2 separate regions of the Homo sapiens genome follow, and region 2 is linked to region 1. A link is an interaction called in ENCODE POLR2A ChIA-PET data of the cell type or tissue named here. Cell type or tissue: MCF 10A. All regions are shown on one strand. Each heading gives the region's core, and the rest is flanking DNA. Links, peaks and the distances in the headings are about the cores only. Region 1 overlaps MYLK (myosin light chain kinase). Region 2 overlaps MYLK (myosin light chain kinase).

Evidence for each region. Peaks named below come from ENCODE experiments on the same cell type or tissue, not always from the same donor. Only the 100,000 strongest peaks of a DNase experiment are listed, where the experiment ranks them.
Region 2: POLR2A ChIA-PET joins it to region 1 with 5 read pairs; 3 of 35 experiments call an interaction of 5 or more read pairs at or near these places.

The regions. Positions count from the first base shown.
Region 1 is chr3:123,677,109-123,680,022 of GRCh38, forward strand. All of the region lies in intron 20 of MYLK (myosin light chain kinase), which reads right to left. Among named protein-coding and RNA genes, the nearest start is that of MYLK-AS2, 11 kb to the right of the region's middle. In MCF 10A, for the core only: no CTCF peak of the experiment used is centred there; a DNase peak (open chromatin) is centred at 1,253.
Region 2 is chr3:123,617,344-123,620,257 of GRCh38, forward strand. MYLK (myosin light chain kinase) reads right to left here. Exons shown (of 34, transcript NM_053025.4): 32 at 2,864-2,914; 33 at 1,296-1,427. All of the region lies in intron 2 of MYLK-AS1 (MYLK antisense RNA 1), which reads left to right. Among named protein-coding and RNA genes, the nearest start is that of MYLK-AS1, 33 kb to the left of the region's middle. In MCF 10A, for the core only: no CTCF peak of the experiment used is centred there; a DNase peak (open chromatin) is centred at 1,588.

The DNA.
Region 1 (2,914 bases), core at 257-2,756:
ACACTTTTGCTGCTGTGTGACCTAAACTATACTTGCTGTAGCTTTGGACTCCTTCACACTTCAGATGATATGAAGGAGAGTTATTAATCTCAACTGAACTGTGTCACTCAAAAGCTTTCCATCCAACGGGCTGATGCTGATGTCAGAGTTGGGAAAGGCCTGAGGTCAGCTGGAGAAACTCCCCATCTGACTGGCAAGGAAGCCCAAGTCCAGAGGAATGAAGGGCTTTGACCAAGGCCACATATTTAACTACTGGGAGAACCAAGACCTTCGTCTCCTGCTCATTGGCTTTCTTGCTGTGTCTTGTGCCTGAGTGCTGCCCCAGAACTGATCATAGTAAGTTGGCACCTGGAGTCCGACAGGAGTATTTCTGTCTCCCCATGCCCTACTCAGCTTAGGTGGAAGAGTGTGGGGTGTTTCTCCCCTGGGCCTGTGAACTTCTTTCCTGTTCCATCTCCAAAGGGAGGAGAGGACCCACTCTGGGCTGGAGGAGTGCACGAAGTGTTTTAGGAGTGTTATTATTAAATATTCATCAACAGGAGAAAAAGATAGCCACAAAGAACATTATTAGAACAATTGACAATAAATGTAGACTATGAATCAATTAGACAACAGTATTGGTTCAATGTCAAATTTACTCTTTGATTTTGATTTCAATAATTGCATTGTAGTTATGTTCTTAGGACAACAGCATAGTTAGAATTCAAGGGCATGATATCTCCAATTTGGCCTAAAATGGTAGGTACCTATCTCTATCTAAATGAATAAATAAATGAATATATATATATATATATATATATATATATATATACACACACACACACACAGAGTACATCCTGAGACTGCAGCCAGGCCAGGGTGTAGTGGCCAGAATGCAGGTCAGGGTTGGCACCACAGTTCCACATCTTACTAGCTGTGAGACCCTGGACAGGGCAGTTTAGTTCTCTGAGGCTCTGTTTTGTTCATCCCTAAAATGGGAACAGCTATTTATAGCGCAGTTGAGTGAGACTCGGCTGAAGTGACATAGATCGAGCTCCTAAGGTGCTCCCAGTGCACAGGCACTCGGTAGACTCTGATTTTGTTCAGCCTGCAGCTGTCCTGAGACAGGTGCCCTCACAATCTTCACTCCAGCATCTGTGTGGCTCCTCCCTGTCTGCCTTCTCCCCAACTGATGTTATCATTTTCTCTCCAGCCAAACCACATAAACCACATTCCTCTCCTCCTCCATAACCTGACCCCGTTTTCCTCATCCCGAAATCTTCCCAAGCTGCTCCCACCTCCCTCCTGCACTTGTGAGTCAGTGTCTGGCCGGTTAACTTGTACTTCTGTCCGCTTTCTCTCACCCCGTCCTTGCTTGGGTTGGGGTGGATGCCCTTGGCTTTTCCCTCATGCTTGTCAGTGCTCAGCAGGGAGGGGGGTGTGCAGAAGAGGGAACTGGTCATGATCTATTTGATGAAAAAATCACTCAGGCTCACCTCAGGAAAGATGGATTTCCCTCTTAGACTAGGTACTTCTCAGCCCTTGACACAGAGGAACACACACACAAACACACACACACACACAGCCAGATCACTCATGGAATCAGAGGTGTCTGGGACTGGGGATGGCAAAGCTAAGAAAAAAAGGCAAGTTGCAGAGGTATACAGACTGTGCAATTCCATCTCTGTGGGACAAAAATCCAATTGATGTACTTGTGCCTGTATATAAAAATGCATAGAAAAAAGTCACTGAGTATTTTTGGGGCGTGAGTAGAATTGGGGTGAGATGAAAGAGGACTTTCATGTTGTACATAGTATATTTCTATATTGTTTAAAATGGTTAAATAAGAATGTGTGCATATATAATGTATATAATCAATAAACTAACAATTATCCTCCAAAGGGAGAAAAGAATGGGTGCAAATCTAAAAGACATCTTCGGCCGGGCGCGGTGGCTCACGCCTGTAATCCCAGCACTTTGGGAGGCTGAGGCGGGCGGATCACGAGGTCAAGAGATCGAGACCATCCTGGCCCACATGGCGAAACCCCATCTCTACTAAAAATACAAAAATTAGTTGGGCGTGGTGGTGCGCAGCTGTAGTCCCAGCTACTAGGCAGGCTGAGGCAGGAGAATCGCTTGAAACCAGGAGGCGGAGGTTGTAGTGAGCGGAGATCGCGCCACTGCACTCCAGCCTGGTGACAGAGCGAGACTCTGTCTCAAAAAAAAAAAAAAAAACAAAACAAGACATCTCCTTCACTTCCCATCTCTGGGCAGCTGCCTTCTCAGGAGCTTCTCAGGAGGCTCCAGAAACAAATCCCAGGGTATCTCTCAGGCCCCCAGGGTACAGGCTTCTGAAGGACAAGAGTGCAGGGGTGCAAGCAGGTGGAGGGCAGCTAGAGCCAGCCTGGCACCGCTCTCAGTGTTGGGGTAGCAGGTTTGGAGTAACAGAGATTGGAGGGTGGGCCAGCAAAAGGGTACAAAGTGGCCATGACTTTGGAGTGTGTAGAGACACACACTCCCATTCTTTCAGGAGCAAGATGTCTGAAATTCCAACATGGGGGCTCTGCACACAGAGTGAAATCCAAGTGGGGTCTACTGGAGTTAATCCAGTCATGAATGTGTGTTTTCTGTAAAGATGAAGCACTTGCTACTAGCCTGCTGCTCCCCCACTAACTCAGACTGAGCTTCATTCCCTGCTTCCAGCTTCTCCACCACAAGGTGCCTTGTTCGGCTCTCTGGGCAACATGATACCCTAAGGATGTTGATGTGAGGGTCCCCGAGGCAGTTCCACACTTAACAGAGGCAGCAGGGGAGACCCCCTTCTGCTTCTCAAGACCCACAGTGTGGGCACCAGGTTTCTCCCTGGAACAGCTGGTTTCCAGCTTGACTGCACATGACGTGACCTGGAGCTTGAACAAATACTGAGGCCTGGCAC
Region 2 (2,914 bases), core at 140-2,639, 60 kb before region 1:
TAATGGTGAGAATTGCAAGCAGTGGCTCCAGAGCCTTCAGCAGAATCCCCAGTCCGAGAATTTTCACATTATCAAAGGCAGCACATCCACTTTCTTTTAATTGAGTGAGGAAAGGAAAATGACTATGGTAGGCGAAGCATTGATAAGGCACTTTGATAATATAAAGATGCAGAAGAAAAACTATTTTTTCCATTCCTAACTTTGGGTTATTTTACTCAAAAGGCATTGTCTAGTCACATTGCTGGAGAATCAAAGAAAGTGGGAGGCACAGTTTGTTTTGACTGCTGTACTGTGCTATGCGGCCTCGGGAAAGTTGCCTAATAAACTTCTGTGCTTTATTTGGTCAGACCAAAATGGGTGATAACCCACCACCCTGGTTGGCAGGTGAAAGTCACAGACTTGAAGCAAAGAGCCTGTCTTATCTTGTCCCTTCTCTTTCTAGACGGTTGCAATCTATATGAAAATGGAAACGCTTTGTGTCATCAACTTTGCTCATTTCTCAGGTGCTATGCCATGACCCCTTAAGGTCCCTTGAGCTCTGACCACTGACAGGTCTGTGGCTGCATTATTCCCAGCAGGCAGATAAGCAGCCTGGGGAAGATGGTGCCGGCTGAGTGCTTTGTCCCGGGTGCCTGGCTCCCAACTGGCCTCAGTCTGAAGTCACAATGCATGCACTCTCTCTGTACCTGCCAGTCCCACAACTTTTCCCTTTGCTCTGTGACATCTTTACAAGATCTAAAAGGTTCCCCCTTCTCACATATGTCCCCTCACAGAATCCCCAGAGCCACTCCGTGACTTAGCTATCATCTTACAGCAGAGGGACCGTAACTCAGGGGAGTTGGACCACCATCCAAGGTCACACAGCCTGTGGACGAGTAGCAGAGCCTGCCGATTCCACATCCTATGCCTTTGTGCCAGCCTTCCTTTGAGGGCCTCATATGGGCAAGTCACATGCTTTTCAGCAGTTTGCAAAGCTCATTTCACTAAGCATGTTCCAAAGCCAGGTAAGTCCATGCAAGGCCATTTCTAAACTTAGGTCTAGTGGCTGATGTAAGTAGGTGAAATTTCAAATGTGCCCCCTGGGGAAGTGACTGAAGGACACACCTTCAGGAGGTGGGAGTGCAGGGCATAGCCCTTTATGAGCAGCTCCTGCTGACCCAGTTTCCCCCAAAGCTTGGCAGTTCCTCATTGTCCCCAGCTGCACAGAACTGACTTCTTGCCCACGGTGCATGGTAGGGACTCTACCATCCAGCCACACCCTATTCATGGTGAAGAGAAGCACAGCTACAACTTACCTTCAATCTTGCAGTCAAATCTAGCAGCACTTCCCTCCACAACTTCTAAATCGCGAATGGTCTTAGAGAAATAGGGTTTTACATGAGGCTTTTCCTCAGCAACAGCCTCAAGGAAAGCTTGGGACACATCTTCTAGAAGACAGAGAAGAAGACCAGGTCATTTCTTCACTCGTTGTTCTCGCCTCGCCTCTAGCTTAAAGAAACTAACTTTTAAAAAAGTTGCTATGATTTAGCAAAGAAGGCAGCTTTGAGAACTGAATCATAAGCACGCCTTTCTCCTGGGGACAGGTTGGCCTGCTGCCAAATGGTTTTTGGCAGAAGAAGGAACTGTGCCCAAGCTGAGGAAGGATCAGACTCCCCCTTCCCCTTATGCTGACATGTTGAAAGAGGAAATCATCTTTAAAAAGGATTTCTGGCTGCATTTCATGCTGCTTTAGGATTCAGCTGAGGGTATCTGAGCAGGGCAGGACCTCATCAGCCTTCCTAGTCTTGGTATCCCTCTGCCTTCCTTCTGCAGCAGGTGTTCCACCTGCTTTTTACAAGGGAGGAGTCAGGTCCTAGCCGCATCTTTAGCTTCCAGTGGCTCTTTCTCCATGCTCACACTGCCTTCATGCTGTGTGACTGTGGACCAGGATGTGGGATTGGTTCAGGGAAAAGCTGTAACTTGGAGGGACACCTGTATCTCCTCCCTTCCCTTCAGGCTATGTCTGGGTCATCTGAGGAGGGGCAGAAGTGGCTCAGGAGGGACCAGGCCTGTGTGCTGCAGTCTCTATCCCTGGCTGTGAGGAAGCTCCAGAGCAGGCAGTTGCTGGCCTCACCAATAACCCTACCTTTGCTCACCAAGGGAATCTAAACTCAGATTCTCACCTGTGGATACAAAAAGCACCAGGCAGGGAGGGACAGAGGGTGTCTCTGGCCAAATGAGATAAGGGTCTGGCCCTGCATGCACCTGAAGCAGGAAAAGGCTGGGGTTTTCACTGAGGAGATGGACGGGACAGCATCTAAGATGGTGAGCAAGTAACTGACCCTATTAGTCTCCAGGAGGAGACCTGCCAGTCCCAGTCTGCCCAGTTCAAATGACACGATTCAGCATCATGAACAATGCCAAAGAATGTGGACCATATGAGTTAATTTTTATTTAAAACAAAACCACAAAGATGGTAGAAAATAGAATATTTTATAAATCTTACACAACTACATGTAATTTTAATGTTATTTTTGCCTATTAATATAGAATATCACTTTTGCCATAAGAACAAAAGAAGATTTTAATACAATCTTTGTTAATTTTAACACAAAATATATGAAAAAGCATAGCTGAGGTCATCTAGTTCTATTAGACAAATAACAACTTTCCCTCCGAAAATGGTTAAGCTTAAAGTTAAACGATTAAGAATAATTATTAGACTTAGTAATTGTCAGGGCAACCCAAAATTACTTCTGAATTTATCCTTGCAGGGAATATTAAAATAAAAAAAAAAAGAACAAAACCAACCAAAACCTCAAAATGCCCCTTTGTTCCCCAGCCCTTTCTTTCTCACCAGCTGGCTGGAGAAACTCCTCCTTACCTTCAGATTCTAGTTTTTCTGCATTGAGCGGGCTGGTTGGTGACCCTGTTG